Regions from separate parts of the Mus musculus genome. Here region 2 is linked to region 1. The links are chromatin loops, found by intact Hi-C in ENCODE. Cell type or tissue: heart. All regions are shown on one strand. Links, peaks and the distances in the headings refer to the core of each region. The heading gives the core; the rest is flanking DNA. Region 1 overlaps Kcnh2 (potassium voltage-gated channel, subfamily H (eag-related), member 2). Region 2 holds the start of Atg9b (autophagy related 9B).

What was found. A loop is a pair of places that touch in the nucleus more often than their neighbours do. Peaks named below come from ENCODE experiments on the same cell type or tissue, not always from the same donor. Only the 100,000 strongest peaks of a DNase experiment are listed, where the experiment ranks them.
Region 2: it touches region 1 in a loop (3-fold over the local background); 4 of 42 quality-filtered maps call a loop at or near these places.

What each region holds. Positions count from the first base shown.
Region 1 is chr5:24,331,427-24,339,753 of GRCm38, reverse strand. Kcnh2 (potassium voltage-gated channel, subfamily H (eag-related), member 2) reads left to right here. Exons shown (of 15, transcript NM_013569.2): 3 at 6,698-6,862; 4 at 7,642-8,091. It overlaps Gm15589 (a long non-coding RNA gene), which reads right to left. Exons shown (of 4, transcript XR_003955875.1): 3 at 5,753-5,850; 4 at 962-1,085. Among named protein-coding and RNA genes, the nearest start is that of Kcnh2, 16 kb to the left of the region's middle. In heart, for the core only: CTCF peaks have their summits at 2,181, 3,482 and 3,682; DNase peaks (open chromatin) are centred at 2,233 and 3,683; H3K4me3 peaks cover 1,696 bases; H3K27ac peaks cover 5,859 bases.
Region 2 is chr5:24,390,155-24,398,481 of GRCm38, reverse strand. Atg9b (autophagy related 9B) reads left to right here and starts at 6,339. Exons shown (of 14, transcript NM_001002897.3): 1 at 6,339-7,112; 2 at 7,235-7,278; 3 at 7,401-7,465; 4 at 7,859-8,020. The coding sequence starts at 6,566. Abcb8 (ATP-binding cassette, sub-family B (MDR/TAP), member 8) reads right to left here and starts at 4,326. Exons shown (of 16, transcript NM_029020.3): 1 at 3,899-4,326. The coding sequence starts at 3,993. In heart, for the core only: CTCF peaks have their summits at 2,027 (motif pointing left), 3,671 (motif pointing left) and 4,948 (motif pointing right); DNase peaks (open chromatin) are centred at 3,811, 4,131, 4,941 and 5,611; H3K4me3 peaks cover 1,258 bases; H3K27ac peaks cover 1,675 bases.

The DNA of each region.
Region 1 (8,327 bases), core at 52-8,051:
AGGCTAGAAGACAGCTTTGGGGAGTTGCCTCTCTTTCTACTGCTGGTTCTGGGAAGCAAACACAGCTCCTCATGTTTGCCCAGCTAGTGGTTGTACCCACTGAGCCACTTTGCTGACCCTTCCCTGTTTTCTGAAGCCTCACACTCTCACTATGAAGCCATTGCTGACTTTGAGTGCTAGGGCCACAAGTGTGGGCCACTATGCTGGTACTGTCTTGTTTTCTGACTCTACTTTCTAATTGTTTGAAGCTGTGTTTTGTGGGCTGGTCTTTCTGGTGGAGCTCTCGTCTCAGTTCTTGGTGTTTACCTGGTGACTTTGTGGGTTCTCTGAGGAGACAACTCTGTACCCTGAAAATAATGCCAGTTTTTGTGTTTGCATCATGGTCGTATATCTCCATTCTTGCATGTGCCATCAGGGAACTTAACTGACAAATTTGCTGTGGGTGTTTCACAGTGTCCTATTGGAGAGTAAGCCATGGGGAATTGTCCTCTTGAGTTAATTACCAGAGGGTTGTGCCTGCTTAGAGACTGACGGCAGAGCCTTATTGCATGCGGCCTCTCTAGGCCCTGCTGTGTTCATGTTTGGGAGCCAAGGTGGAGGACAGTTACAGGACCTTACAGAATCCAGGAAGATGGTAGGGACCACAGGATTGAGTCTCTAGTGACTACCGAGAGCTCTGTGTCCCTGCTGCTCTGTGACAGCTGCAAACACAGGGATCAGGGTCACGGGGAAGGGGGAAGAAATGGGCAAGGCTCAGAAATTGCACAGCGTACATAGTTCACTTAGGTCCAAGCACCATCTTGTTCGATATTAACTTGTGACTAAATGTAATATTGCGTTGGAAGAACACCTGAATTTCCATGGCGGTTCTGTTTGTCCACACTCAGGATGCGAGCAGTTCTGTACTGAGTGGATCTAGAAGGTGAGATGTGGGGCCACTGTATCCACAGTGGCCAAAACTGCAGGTGACCAGTGCAGAGATCATCATCAGACCTTCCAAAGCTGAGCACTCAACATCTGCTCTGAAGCCTGTCTCCCCGGTGCAGGTCTGGATGGTAGGACTGGGGAACTCACCTCACAAGCCTCTACAAAGGGTGCGGTATTGGATGAGTTCCCAGAGAGAAGCTACCCATGTAGACAGATTCAGGAAACCCTCTGCAGAGGGGTCTGGAAGGGATGGGGATAGAGGAAGTGGGGAGAGCAGCAGCAGGAGAGATGCTGCTCAGGGTGCAGTTAGAGAGGTGGAGGCATCGTTCCCCAGGTCAATGTGACATCATCTTACTTTCTTTTCAGAAAAACATCACACACACAAACACACACACACACCCCACACACACATACCACACATGCACACACCCCCCCCCCACGCACACCCCATACATCACACACACACATACCACATACACACACACTCTCCCCCTCCCCACACATATATATTAGTGTATAAATGGTATGAGTGTGTGTGTGCTGTGGTGTATGTATGTGTCATGGTATGTTAGAGGACAGCTTGCAGGGGTCAGTTCTATCCACCATGTTGGATACCAAGGATCAAGCTAGAAGGTCAGCTTGGTGGCAGGTACCCTTACCCACGGAGTTCTCTCAGTGCCTTGTTAAACAGAGGGTATACTCTCACTTACAAGCTAAGAGGAAGCATGGCCCCATGACCCTGGAGCTCAGCCAGCTTGAGCTTTCCTGGGTGGAGATTGTCTTTTGAGGAGTTGTAATGTGAGGTGACCCAAGCATGCCGTAGGCTGTTGGTTTTAGCAGGAAATTAGATGCCCACAGAGGCCCTAGCCCTACACAGAGATTGTTGGCAGGAGGCAAGGGTGGTGGAGGACTGAGTCTGGAGGTGATGTTTCTTTGAGACTTGGAGTCTGGCTTGTGGCTTCCCAAATCTGCCTGGCAGGGAGTTCCCCAGAACCCTGTATAGCTCAGTTCTTAGATTCAGGACCCTAGGATTGGTCTCTGATTCTGATACACATATGTACACATGTTCTCACACTGGGACACAGATCCATCGACTGGCTGGCCTCTCAGACTTCCCAATCTTGTCCCTTGAGTCCACAATGCTCCTGGCCTTTCCTATCCCCCCGCCCCCTGTCCATGAGAGTGGTGTTAGCGACACGGTGGCCCTTGGCCAGAAGCAGCTCCCGCTGCATCTTCCTGTCGCCACCACCAGGCTAAATATAACCTGACACTGCACAGCCCTGGGCTGCTCCTCCGGAGACAGTCTCTGCCTGGGGGGCGGACAGGGCCAACTGCAGCCTCAGCCTCCCTGCCCTCAGTGTGACTTTGGGCTCATTTTGGCGCAGCCCCTCCTGCTTGGAGTGGGGCAAGGGAGGCAACCAGGATGAGGGTGCTAGAGGTCACCTTCCCTGCAGGGACCTGCTACTCTGCCTCATTACAGCTCCAGATGCTTCTAGAAGGCCATCTGTCACCTCATCTGGCACTCAGAGCACAAATCTCTTGTCCCTGTGGTATGCACAGAGAATCTAAGCTCAGAGAGGTGGGTGACCTGTCTGCAGCTACACAGCAAATGCAAGGGAGAGCAGGGTCTTTTGATTGTTGGGGGCAGAATACTTCATTTTCCCAGGACACACCCACCGTGTGGTTTGTTCTGTCTTGCTCTATCTTGTCCTGATGCCAAATTAGGGTCCGATTGAACACCTGGCTCAGTCAGAGTAGGCACCAGGGCCATCTTCTTGGTCATGTTATCCCAGATGCTTCACCTGTGGTGGCATGTTCAATGGTACTGTGAGGTAATGGGGAAGCCATGAAGCCTACTGCTGTACAGGTGAGACCCTGACCTCACCAAGTTGCCCAAGGCTGCCCAGGTCTTCTGTAGGTCTTCTCTGAACTCTCACCAGCTATAACTTCTACTCAGGCAGGCCTGGGCCAGTGGTGCCCGGAGGTGGGAGATTAGATTCTGATGTACTGGAAGCATACCTGAGCTGGGTGAGTGCAGATGGGTTACTCCAAAGTGGACCCCTTAGTGTGATGGAGCATTGAATCCTAGCAAGCCAGGGTTTGTCGTCTGAACAGAACATTTTCTGCTTTCAGAATGAGTGGCCCTTCCACTGCATCCCTACCTAGTGACCTAGAGTGAGCAGCATGACCTTTGAAGGCTGCTAGGAGACTGGCTGGCCTGGGTCATCAAGACCAAAGGCTCTGCCAGATCCTGTAGGTATGTGGTTACTGGTATGCCTGCCATCCTCTTTTTATTTCTGTCCTGAGAGGTCAAAGACAGGCTTAGACTGGGCAGGGAGGCCCCACTACCCAAATGGTTATAGAGCCTGGCTGGTGCTGGACAGGTATCAGGGTATGTTTTGCTATTAGCCACTTAAATCAGACTGTCCCAGGGGCAATTGAAAAGGTTCATCTTTCTTCTGAGTGTGCATAGCTCTCTTCTTAGGCCAGGCTGTCATATACTATGTATGTCATTTCATCCAGACTTTGGCCCAGTGAGTCGGTGTGATCAATGTCATGTGACAGATAAGCATTCTGTAAGGTGACTCTCCCATCTATTGTGCCATGTCCTCCTTGAGAAAGAGAATGGTGCTCCCTGCTGTTCCCATCAGTGTCCCCACCCCCACCCCCACTCCATCCCACCCATCAGGTCTGGAGTGCTCCAAGAGCTGTCTGCCTCTTGAACGTGGGCAGTGCCTGCCACAGAGTGGTGCTGGATGGAACTGCAGCCTAGCCCAGCTCTGGCCCCAGGGCCCTCCTTGAGGTTGCCTCTTCCTTACATGAGCTGGACCATTACTGGGATAGCAGGTCGAGTGGGAAGGAGGGAGGAATAGGGTGGTATCTAGGGAGAGGCTGGGTAGATAGGCAGTGTTTCAGGCTCCCCAGGGACAGCTCAGCCACTTGTTCACAACCTTTCTTCTCAGCTGGAAGCTGACCGCAGGCTATTTGTTTTGTGCTAGCACCCGAGGGCCCTGCCCACAGCCTGGCTGTCCTTCCCTTACCCCCAGAAACCCCCTCCATACTTCTAGCCAAAGAGCTGGGATTGGTGACCCGGTAGGTCACATAAGACTCTGCCAAGTTGGCAAGTGAGATGGTTGGTACCTCTAGAGCCCAGGGCCTGCTTGGTCTTCAGCTTTCTTTGTTTCTATGCGTGGTGGTACTGCAATCTATTTCCATCAGTGATTACATAGGATGGGGGAGGGGTGGGGAGCGGGAAGGGGGCACAGGTCATATCTCGGAACAACCAGGCCTTTGACAGGATATTTGAAAAGAAAAATTCCTTGAATGTCAGCAAAGGGGGAGTGTCAGCATTCTGTGTCTGTGTATCTGGAAGAGGGAAACAGGCTTGTCCTGTGAGAGGGGCATATCTTGAAATTTCTCTTGGAGAAGAATTAAAAAGAATTATTTTCAGGTCAGGGACCTAGGGTCACTGTCTGAGCTGCCAAGGTCTGACGTAGCTATCTGAGATGCAGGGCCCTGGGCTGTGTGGATTCTCTTACTGAGGAGCCTGGACTGAATGGATAGATCTGACACCAGGTCAGAATGTCTTAGCCCCTTTCAGGGATAGAGCCCCTAAGCCATCTGGAAGCGCCAGAGTCATCCTGGTTCTAGACTCCGGGCTTCTTTGACACATGTCCCGGTGAGCATAGTGGCTTGGGGACTGGATCTCTGGGGCTCTTGGGGGTAAGAGCTGGGGTCTCTCCAGCTTTGGTATTCTAGTCTCCTGCCCCTCTGTAGTCCTGAGGAGGCCAGTCCCTGCTCAGGCCGTTGCTGGCCATCACCATATTAGGGCATAAACTCCAGGCTGTCTGTCTGGGTGCCAAACAGCCTCCAGCTGGGCCCAGGCACCCCCACCCCCACCCCACACAGCTTCAACACCACAGCTGTGTGTCAGAGGCCAGAGGTCAGGGGACAAGAGCAGCTGCTAAAGGGACACCCGGGCAGAGCTCCTGAGCTCAGGGCCCTCGGTTAGAGGCAGGAGGGCCCTGGTGATGGTGAGTGCAGGGGTAGTGGGTAGGGCAGAGAGCTCCTGACTAGCCCCGCCTGGGCCTTGCCCTCACCGCTGTGCCTGTCTGCCTGAGTGGATTTCAGAGGCTCTCGTTTGACTGGGGAACCCACAGTTGCTGGGATCACTTGTCTGCTGTGGTCTCAGTCCCCTACCAGCACGTCTACACTAGTGTTGGCCAGTGTCTCCAGAGCCCCGCCCTTGATGGCTGGCTGGCGTGGCCACAGCTTGCACTCTTCTGTACCTTTAGTGCTCACCCACTCAGGTCTGGCTGACAGGCATCAAGTGAGCTCCAGGTTCCATTCTTCCTTTAACTCTAGTCATCACCCCTCCAGTACAGCTGGGCCAGGAGTCAGGGTAAGGGGAGGGTCAGAGGCTGGGAGACCAATCTAGGGAGCTCCAGGACATGAAGGTAAGTGGAAGGCCAAAGTTGGCTGATAGGGCTCTCCTGAGACCATGTGAGTTTTCACCTCTTTCCAAGCCTCCTCCTTCCTGATTTCCTTTTCTATGTCACTATTGCTGTACCACTGACACTATGGCCTGTCACCGGCTTCCACAGTGCATTGGTTAGTCTAGGTGTTAGGCTGTTCAGAAGGAATGTGACTACCAGGAGGCAGAGAAGTCAGATGAATAATGGGAAACTTGGATGTTGATGATGGACAGTAGATGGCAACCTGCCTGGCTCCCTGTGAGAGGACCAGGATGTCATTGTGCCCTTCTGATTCATCTAGAACTTCTTGCAGGCAGAACCCTTAGCTTAGCCCTGGCAGGGGCACTCACCTCAGTTCAGAAATCAACATGGAGGGCACTGGACTGTGTATTCATTCCTCGGAGAGCCCAAGGGAACTGGTGATATGATTTGGCCTGCTCCAAGGACTCTGGGGGATGGAGAGAAGGAGTTAAGAGTAAGAAGGACAAAGAAAAATCTCATAGCAGTGTTTCTTTGTTCTCTGGTGAGGGATCAGCATTCTTGGTTTCTCAGGTCTTAGTCCAGTACTTTCATGACATAGGAGACTGTGTGCTTGGATACCCTGGCAGTCCCAAAATGCTGTAAAGTTTTGAAACTCTTGATTTCAAGTTGCATACTTGTGTATCTACACAGTGCCTGGAGGCTAAAGAGAACCGAGACAAGATGGATACAGTATCCAATTGTCTATAGTATCAATATGCCAGGTCTTGCTCATATAAGACAGATACAGTATCCACTTGTCTCTAGTGTCCATAAGCACATACAAATGTGGACTTAATGAATCTTTGCAACTCCTGGAAGAATGGCTACCATTCCATTCTACAGGTGAGGAAAACGAGGCACAGGCATGTGGAACAGCTTTAGAGCAGGGGCTGGAGCAGGCGATGCCGGATTAAAGCATGGAGTGTGTCGTTGAAGGAGGGAAAAGCACAGGCACATTGAAAAGATGGGGATACAGATGAGAACACGGAGGAAAAAAGAGTCACAAGCTGGAGAAAGAAAGTCAGGAGAAACAGGGAAAGAAGGCTGAGAGATGAGATGAGCAGTGAGGGAGGAAGTGTGGACTGGCTGGCAGTCTGGCACAGCCAGCTGCAGGGTTAGAGCAGGGTCAGGAGTTGCAGATGTGGGCTATTGGGCTGTGGTAGAGGCTGATGGGCCCTTTTGGGTTTAGAGGTCCTTCCTGGCCATTTTGTGTCATGCACACTTGGGGAGGAGAATCTGGGGTCACCATGGCCAATGCCTTTCCTACTCTGCAGGGAGCTGCTTCCTGTGTCTGGTGGATGTGGTACCCGTGAAGAATGAAGATGGGGCTGTGATCATGTTCATCCTCAACTTTGAAGTAGTGATGGAGAAGGACATGGTAGGGTCCCCGGCTCATGACACCAACCACAGGGGCCCCTCTACCAGCTGGCTAGCTTCTGGTAAGTGCAGCCAAACTCCTGAGTCAGCTCGGGAAGACATGAAATGAGGTTTTGTTAACCTGAGTCACATGCTTGTGTGAGGGGCAAGGAGCACCAAGGAATCATCTGGTCAGTCTACCTAGACCAGGATGGAGAGACGCCCATGGAGCAGTGGGGCTCAGCATCGCAGGCTCTTCAGGCAGAGCATGTTTCCTAGCCTTGCCTCCTGGATCCCTGTGCAGCACCCTGGAGAAATAATAGGTGCTTGCTTAAGCAGCACCAGCCACCAGCCCATTAGAAAGCTCTGTCTCATGAACTCAGCTCTGTGGTTTGGCCAAGTCCCAAGAGTGGAGGTTAATGGAAGAAAGGATGGGATGGCATGTTGGCCGTGGCTGTAAGCAGCAGCTTCAACACTTCCCCTGGCTGACCTGAAGGTTCGGATCCTCTGCTTTCCCCAGGAGGCATTTTTTTGGTTTAATTAAACAATTCTCCTCAGAGTCATGACAACAAAGCTCACCTCTTGGGTTTTAGTGAAACTTGTCCTATGGATGCCAGCTGCTGGGTGACATAGTCCCCATTTACTGTGTGACCTTCAGTGACCTACCCAAGGCATGGGTCAGTCTCTGCATGTGTTACCCTCTCAACCAGTGCAGTTGTGGAGTAGACGACTGGTTTTAGATAGAATTGTCAGGGTGTGGGGAATCAAGTACTGTGCACCGGGTGGGGTGAGGGCCTTCCACTATTAGGGACCCAGTTCTTTTTGGTCACCCCGCACACCATAGGCCACCCTTTTCCCACAGGCCGGGCCAAGACTTTCCGCCTGAAGCTGCCTGCCTTGTTGGCACTGACGGCCAGGGAATCATCTGTGCGGACAGGAAGCATGCGCAGTGCTGGAGCCCCTGGGGCGGTGGTGGTGGATGTGGACCTGACGCCGGCAGCACCCAGCAGTGAGTCCCTGGCCTTGGATGAGGTTTCTGCCATGGACAACCATGTGGCAGGGCTTGGGCCTGCAGAAGAGAGGCGAGCACTGGTGGGCCCGGGGTCTGCTTCACCAGTAGCCAGCATCCGAGGCCCTCACCCATCGCCACGAGCTCAGAGCCTTAACCCTGATGCCTCAGGTTCCAGCTGCAGCCTGGCCCGGACACGCTCCCGTGAGAGCTGCGCTAGCGTGCGCCGCGCATCATCCGCGGATGACATTGAGGCAATGCGGGCTGGAGCGCTGCCCCCTCCGCCCCGCCATGCAAGCACAGGTAAGGGTGCAGGCCTGCAATCCCTACTCCAGCCCCTTGCTTCCTGCCTGTCTGCCAAGCCTGCACCGTCCCAGGCCCCTCATTTCCTCTCTCCCTCTTACCTCTTAGGTGCCTGGGAGTCTGGGAGATGGAAATCCCATTAAGTACTTATTTAATCTCATTAAGTGGCCTTTTACTCTATTAAATGTCCATTTATCCCTTTACATTCTTCTACTCACAGAGTCCTTGCTGGCCCA
Region 2 (8,327 bases), core at 284-8,283, 58 kb before region 1:
TGCTGGGTGGGGAAGCACAGAGCTCAGAGTATGTGCTGCTGGGTTTGACCTCAGCATCAGAAAAGTTCACACTGGAGATTGTGGGCAGGTGGGGCAGTGAGAGAAGACCTTCAGCAACAAGGTGGCTTTGCCAGGGTGCATGGGAGGCAGAGGAAACAGCTGCCTTGGAAGGATAGCATCCGAGCCTCCACAAAGCTCCTGGATGCAAGAAGGCCACCTTCTCAGGAGGGGTTTTTAGGGATATCTGCAGTTTTTAGGATAAGGTGTAATAAAGTCAGATTTGCATTTTAGAGGTCATAATACGAAAGAGCCAGAGGGGAAGGACAGGACAGTTTGGAGCAGAAGTTATCTGGCTAAAAGTACACAGACGAATGTTCAAAATAGACGAATAGATGAGGAAAGACTTAGAAGAAAAGAAAGACTGTAAGTGGAGGTGGGGGCGTGGGGGTGGTGCATTCCTGAAATCCCAGCACTTGGGAGGCTGACACTGGAAGATTTCAAGTTCAAAGCCAGCCTATAATACAAAGTGAGACCTCATTACAGACTAAAATAAAATAGGGGCTGGAGAGCTGGCTGAGCAGTCAAAGGCACTGCTCTTGTAGACGACCTGAGATTGACTCCAGCATATTTGTCAGGAAATTCACAACTGTGAATACACAGCCTGTGACTACAGCTTCAGGGGATCCAACCCCTCTGGTGTCCTCTGACACCTGCACTCATGTACTCACCCACATATACATCATTAACAGATGCCTAGTGTTCCTCCCCCGCCCCCGCCCCCCACTATGCCTTATGTCTATCTAGCCTCAGTTTAAGATAAAACTCACTCTTTTTTCTTCCTGTACTACTGTCCAAATTTTCTTTTTTTTTTTTTTTAAAGATTTATTTATTATTATATGTAAGTACACTGTAGCTGTCTTCAGACACTCCAGAAGAGGGCGCCAGATCTTGTTACGGATGGTTATGAGCCACCATGTGGTTGCTGGGATTTGAACTCTGGACCTTCGGAAGAGCAGTCGGGTGCTCTTACCCACTGAGCCATCTCACCAGCCCCCAAATTTTCCAGTAGTCTTACTGAGGGGGCAGAGGCATATTTTATACTCTAGAACTTAGGAAACTCTGGGATATGAGATATCTATTGAGCAGATGTTTGTTAAGCTGTGTATGCCCTTGTTAGATATGCAGTAAGGCTGACCACTGCAATTTTTGCAAACATACAGATTTACTGTCACTGAGACGGTACACTGCACTTAGTACAACCCAGAACCATGTGCGTGTGTGAATGCCAAAGTTAAAAGGTTTCATAAGATATGTCCCTTAATTCTGAAATGGATATTCTGATAGTTTCTGATGACCTTTCAAAATGACCCTGATCTGCTAAATTTGTTTCATGAACTGAAATGAACACAGTCATTTATCTGGTCTCACCTTGTGTCTCTTTATGGTCCAAATATTACCAACACCCTCACTCTTTCTAAAGACTGTTTTCAGACATTAATAATTTATCATGGCTACTTTCTAGCTTCTCTCAGCTCCTCCAAACCAAGAAGCTATGGGGATTGTCAACAACTGGTGGAAGGCTTCCCAGCACCAGTTCCCATGCTTGCCCTCCTCCCTCCATCAGGCAGGTGGGCTTGCCTCATAGTTACCTACCTTTGGCAACCTTCCCCTCATAGTTACCTACCCTTGGTAGCCTTCCCCTGGACCTGTCAGGGAAACAGTTGCTTCTTGTAGAATATTTACAGTTAAATTCTAGGTTCTGGGTAGAGGGCACTCCTATAATCACAGCACTCAGGAGGCAGAGGCAGGTGGATCTCTGTGAGTTCAAGGTTAGACTGGTCTACATAGAGAGCTCCAGGCCAGCCAGAACTACATAGTGAAACTCTGTTTAAAAAGCTAAAAACAGGGCTGGTGAGATGGCTCAGTGGGTAAGAGCACCCGACTGCTCTTCCGAAGGTCCAGAGTTCAAATTCCAGCAACCACATGGTGGCTCATAACCATCCGTAACAAGATCTGGCGCCCTCTTCTGGAGTGTCTGAGGACAGCTACAGTGTACTTACATATAATAATAAATAAATCTTTATAAAAAAAAAAAAAAAGCTAAAAACAGGGCTGGGAAGATGGTTCAGCAGTTAAGAGCTAAGAGCTCTAACTGCTTTTCTAGAAGTCCTGAGTTCAATTCCCAGCAACCCCGTGGTGGCTCACGACTATCTGTAATAAGACCTGATGCCCTCTTCTGGTGTGTCTGAAGACAGCTACAATGTACTCACATATATTAAATAAATAAATCTTAAAAAAATAAACAAAAACAAAAACAAAACTAAAAACAATGAGCTGGAGAGATGGCTCAGTGGTTAAGAGCACTGCCTGCTCTTCCAGAGCACCAGGGTTCAATTCCCAGCATCCACATGGCAGTTCACAACTGTCTGTAACTCCAGTTCCAGGGTATCTGACATCCTCACACAGACATACGTGCAGGCAAAACACCACTGTACATAAAAAATAAATTACTAGGAGAAAAAGAGAAAAATTAGACTTTGGTCTCTTCTATGCTTTCAACTCATTATTCTCTCTGGATCAATGTGGGGTACGTTTTTCTGTTTTTGTTTTTGCTTTTTTAATTTTACCAAGAATGGATCAGTTTTTTTTCCCACCCAGGGTACTAGGAATTGAATCTATGGTTCATGTTTGTCAAACAAACAAACACAAACAAACAAAAAGCCTACCACTGAGCCATGTCTCCAGCTCTCCTTCTACTCTTTATTTTTAAAATATAGTAATTTTATTTATTTATTTGTGTGTGTGTGTGGGGGGGGGTGCGAGAAACACACCCATGCCTGAGCACTCCACAGTGAGTTGAGATCAAAGGACAGTTTACAAGAACTGGTTCTCTCCTTCCACACGTGGGTCCCAGGGATTACAAACTCAGGGGATCACGTTGGTGGCACTTCTTTACCCACTGAGTCATATGAATGACCCTTTTACTCTTTATATTTGACACAGGATCTTACAAAGTTTTCCAGGTGGGCCTTGAACTTAGAATGTATAGAATACATTCGGCTGTATACTGGATTTAGACTCACCTTCTTGAGTAAAGGGTACTAGGCTCGGTTCCTGACGATACATCTAGCTCTAAGAATCAAATTCCTATTTGTTTTGTTCACTCAGAACTCACTATGTAGTCCGTGCTGGCTTCAAATTCCTAGCAACTCTCGGGCTTAACGTGGATGCTGTTGAGATTTCACTGTATAGTTGGGCTGACCTGGAGCTCTCTATAGACCAGCCTGGCCTTGAATTCACAGTAGATTCTAGCTAGGACCTACTTTAAAATTTTTTTTTAAATGCACGTATGTGTTTATCTATTTAGTGGGTTTGGGATAGTGGAAGTAAGAGGATAATTATAATTTGCCGAAACTGCATACCTCCTACCATGAGTTTTCAAGTAGAATCCACGTCTTCAGGCTTGGTAGCAAGTGCCTTTAACTGCTAAATCATCTCGCCAGCTCAGGTATCGCTTTTGATTATTTAGAACTATTTCAGCTAATCCTGAAGCACTATCAATAGTAAATGTCTATGGACACCAATTACAGATCTCCAGGTGGATTACCAGAGAGCGAATGCGAGCTGTGAGTGGCGCCCCTTAGTGGGCAGTGGTGACTGGGTGTGGCTGAGTCCTGACCGCAAGTGGATACAGACCTGCGGAGCCTCCTGCTGGCACCACACAGCATCATGAATAATTGAGGCCAATTCCCTGGACAGTGACATTCCACACCCTCCGAGACAGCCTACATCTCCCAGCAAGCCCCGCGCGAGCCCGGAACTACATATCCCGGCGGGCCCCGCGCGATGTCGGACGGTGGTCAATGGCCCACACTCCAAGTTGCTCTTGTGTTTTTACCTGGCGGCAGAGAACGTCTGGAAGCGCAGGGATTGTAGCGACCATCCTGGAACTGGGCCACCCCGGATTCCGAACCGAAATAAGTGCACCAACATGTTGAGGCAATAAGATAGGGGCAGCCAGCAACGGCAATCTCACACTTATCCTACCGAGGGTTCCATGTTCGCTATGGCCCCATCCCGACAACCCCTTCCCATTCTCAGCGATGATTGGAGAAAAGACACATCAGTCTTGCTGCAAGCTGTGATTGGATAAAATGTTGGCTGTAGGCGGGACCGAGCAGAAGCAGCTCTAGCTATTTGCTCAGTGGCCTGAAGTCAGGTGCGGGTCAGAGGTTGTGCGACGTTCATTCTCACATTAGAGGACGTCCTGGCGCTTCTGACCTTGAGCCCTTTCTCTAGAGTTGTTCCAGACAATCTCTATGCTCCCTGGCATCACAGGAAGTGGTGGTTTCGTGAGAAGGAATATGTGAAAACAGACCTGAGAGTTAAAAAAAAAAACTACACACAGACACACACACACACACACACACACACACACCCCTCAACCCAAACCAAACAAAAACATACATGCACGTAACGTGCCACCACTTGAGTCTCTAATCTCCCTATGTGATCCTGCTACTCACAGTTATCGTGAATTATTAGTATGTAGGTCATGAAGTTAATCAAAGTGCAACCTAAGAGCTAACCTTTAGGTTCCTTCTTCATTTGGGTCTGAATCACTGGCCTAAGGTTCCAGCTCAAAAGTGAATAGCTCTTGCAGCAGTTGGGCTAAGCTTATTCTTGCTATAATTGTCTCCCAAAGTACCCCCAAGACCTGCTACATAGCTCTGACTAGCCTGAGACTCTCTTTATAGCCCAGGCTTGTCTTGAACTCACCATCCTTCCTTCCCAGTGTTGGGATTAGAGGCTTGAGTCACTATGCCTTCTGTGTAATTATTATTTTTGTTTTAACTCCTCCACTGGGCTGTGGTTTCTTGGTGGGAGTGGCTCTGACTCATACCCGTTCCCCTCCACGCGAGAAAGGCACGCTATTGTCCACTGTCCACCAGGGGGTGCTGTTTCTAGCTCACATTTACTCTCTGGTAATCCATCTGGACATTTGAACATTGTTATGTTACTAGTATCATTGTCATTTATTGGTGGTGCTTCCGGGACTCAATTTTTCTTGAGCTGAGGGTCGCAAAGTCATGCTCTGGAATGAGCAGAGTGAAACTAGACAGAGCAATGAGCCAGAATTTGCTTGAGTTTGGGGCTGAGGAGATAAGGATGTGTGTAGAGGTAGTCTTAAGCAAGTATATACTATATGTGAGTAATGTCAGAGGGAGGTACCAGCTAAAGCCACACTTAACCTCTCTCTCTCTAGAGGTCTCAGAAAGATCATGGGAATTTCCTGCCACCGGGGTACCCCCCCACGCCCACTTCCTTGGGATTCCATTTTGCCACAAAGCATAGCTTTGCACCTTACCTAGACACAAAAGTATGGGAGTCATGAACTCTTGTTATATAAGAAAATCAGGCAGTCTGGGATAAACCTGTGGGATGTTCCATGGATGTCCTCCACGCTCCTCCAGGAAATGCTCTAGGAAGCACAGTTTTCCTCTCCGCCTCTGAGATACTGGCTTGATCGCTGGAGGCCCTGACACCTGCTCCATAAGTCAATATCTCAGGCATGGGCTTCAGTAGGGCAGTTGGTGACTCATGGCCTTGGGAATGGCGTTGGGCAAGCCATCAGACCAGCCACCTGGGCCTCCTCCTCCCGGGTGAGGCAACAACAAAGAACTCAACTGAGCCAGTCCATCCCCACACACCCAAATTATCCTCTCAAGGCCCCTGCCTTCCTGCGCTGACGTGTCTCAGGAGGCCCCGACACCAGGTCAGGACTGGAGGAGAGTACATCAGGGTTCAAGAGGATAAGGAAGATACAGTGGAACTCTCAAGGAACCAGCCTTTTTTCCTTAAGCTCCAATCTAGGATGGCTAGCACTCCTTCCTTTTACTCCTTGTTTTCTCCTGGCTAACCACAAAGTCTGCCCTCTTTCATTCAGAGAAAGAAAATATACAGCTTTTTTTTTTTTTTTTTTTTTTTAAGATAGGGTCAGATGTTGCCCAGAACAGCTTCAGTCTCCTGATCCCGCTACTCTGTCTCCTCCTAAGTGCTGGGAAATCTGAATGCACCTCCTGTTTGGGCATGTGGCCTTAAATCATTCTCTACTGACTGGTGCCCACAGGTGTGAAGGGATGGGAGTGCAATTGTAGGAACGAGAGCTTCACTATTTTGTCTGCACATGCTAGAGCCCTCTGATAGGATTTTGCTCTCTGTGCATATTATTTTTGTTGCAGCTGCCCTGTCTTTGCCACTTGTGCCCTTGAGGACTGAAAGCAGAGATCATAGGTGTCTCTTCTAATCCCAATAGCTCTTGAGCCCCTGCCTCCTAAACTGGTGTCCGTCCCAGGCATGGGGCTTGGGCCCCAGGTTGCCTTGCAAGGAGTGTGAGTGATCACACAGGTGGCTGAGGGTTGGCATGCCTGAGGCCTGCCCAGCCTGAGTCACCTAGTGCTGTTGTTGTCCTGCTCCTTGTTGAAGTCTCCGCTCAGCTTCACTGACCTCTGTGGAAACAACAGCAGTCCAGTCCCTTCAACCTCTCAAGAGAAGCTGCGGCCTGATGGTGAGACGAACGGGGTGGGGGGGGAGCAGGAGGCAACGGGGGCGGTGGGGAGACTTGGGGCCCAGCTCAGTGCCTCTGCTCCCTATGGCACTGCCACTGCCTGCTTCTCCATGCCGGGGAACTGGGGGAAGGAGGATCTCTGTCTTCTCTCTGTCCCCTGCCCCTCGCACAAGAAGCTGCTCCTCTTCAGTGTTCCCTCCGGCCTCAGGGTCTCCCTGCCTGGTGATTCAGGAGGCAGGGGCTTCTCAGACTCCACACAATGTCTTACCCACCCCGACCACACCCTCAACGCAGGCCCATCCCACAATGATACACACCTCTGCTTCCCCCTCGTGGGGGTCCCACTCCACCCCACCCCTGGCCTCGGCCACTCCCCCTCCCTCCTGCCCGCGCCCCCAGGACCATCCTGGGCTGCGGATGGGCCCTCTGATCCCTGAGCAGGACTATGAACGGCTAGAGGACTGTGACCCTGAGGGGTCTCAAGACTCCCCTATCCATGGGGAGGACCACCAACCCTTGCTTCATGTACCCGAAGGACTCCGCGGTGAGTGTGTGGGTATATGGAAGGTTGGGTGGGTTAGGGGGTCGAGGCAGGTTTGGGTTTGATAGAGAAATTAATCACAAATGGGACAATGCCAAGTCTTGACACTGTTTCTCTGTGCCCAGGTTCCTGGCATCACATCCAGAACCTGGACAGTTTTTTCACCAAGATATCCTTTGTGCCCAGCATGCAGAGGGGCATGGTGGGGGGACTGTGGAGCAGGGAAGAGTGGGGGAAGTTTCTACGGGAAGAGTCCGTAGGCTTAGGCAAATTTCTTGACAAACTTGCCACATCTACAGCTATCATCAGCGGAATGGCTTTGCCTGTATCCTGCTGGAGGATGTCTTCCAGCTGGGGTGAGAAGCCAGTCCTATCCCTAAGCTCTGCTCTTTCTTCTTGATTTTAGTATTTATTCTACTTTATTGATTTTTTGACCCAGGGTCTCATGTATCCTAGGCTAGACTTGAATTCCTGTCCCTCCTGCCTCCACTTCCTATGTGCTAGAATTACAGGCACAGTACTGTACCCAGTTTACGTGGTGCCGGAGATGAAATCCGGGGCTTTATATGCTAGGCAGACTCTGTCAACTGAGCTATGCCCCAGCTCTTCTTTTCAGTTTTAGGCTTGGTTGGGGCTCTGAAGGGCCAGGGGGCCAAATAGAGCTGCAGCCTGTCTGGTGTCTGGGCTAGGAGTCTGTCCGTCCGTCATGCCCCTAGCCTGAGCAGACCTCTCCTGCATCCTTTCCTCAGGCAGTTCATTTTCATTGTCACCTTTACAACCTTCCTCCTTCGCTGCGTGGATTACAATGTTCTCTTCAACAACCAACCAAAGAACCATACAAGACGTGGACCATTACACAGCAAAGTGACCTTGTCAGATGCCATTCTACCCTCGGCCCAGTGTGCAGAGAAGTAAGTGACAATCTAGTGGCTGCCTCTGGAGTAAGGTCACAAAAGGATAGGAAGAAAGGGACCTCCCCACACTGCCTCTTGGCCTAGATCAATTTTCAGTGTTTAAAAACATACCCCAAGTTGGCTGGGAGTCTCAGAGAGCCTTGAATTACGAGTCACATTCCTACTTACCTTATTAGAAATTAATGGTGAGGACAACTGTTTATTTTTGTTGCTGGGGAGCAAACCTAGGGCTCCTGGCATGCTGGGCAAGCACAGTACTACTCAGCCACATTCCTAGCCTTGGGGACATCTTTAAAGGTTAGGA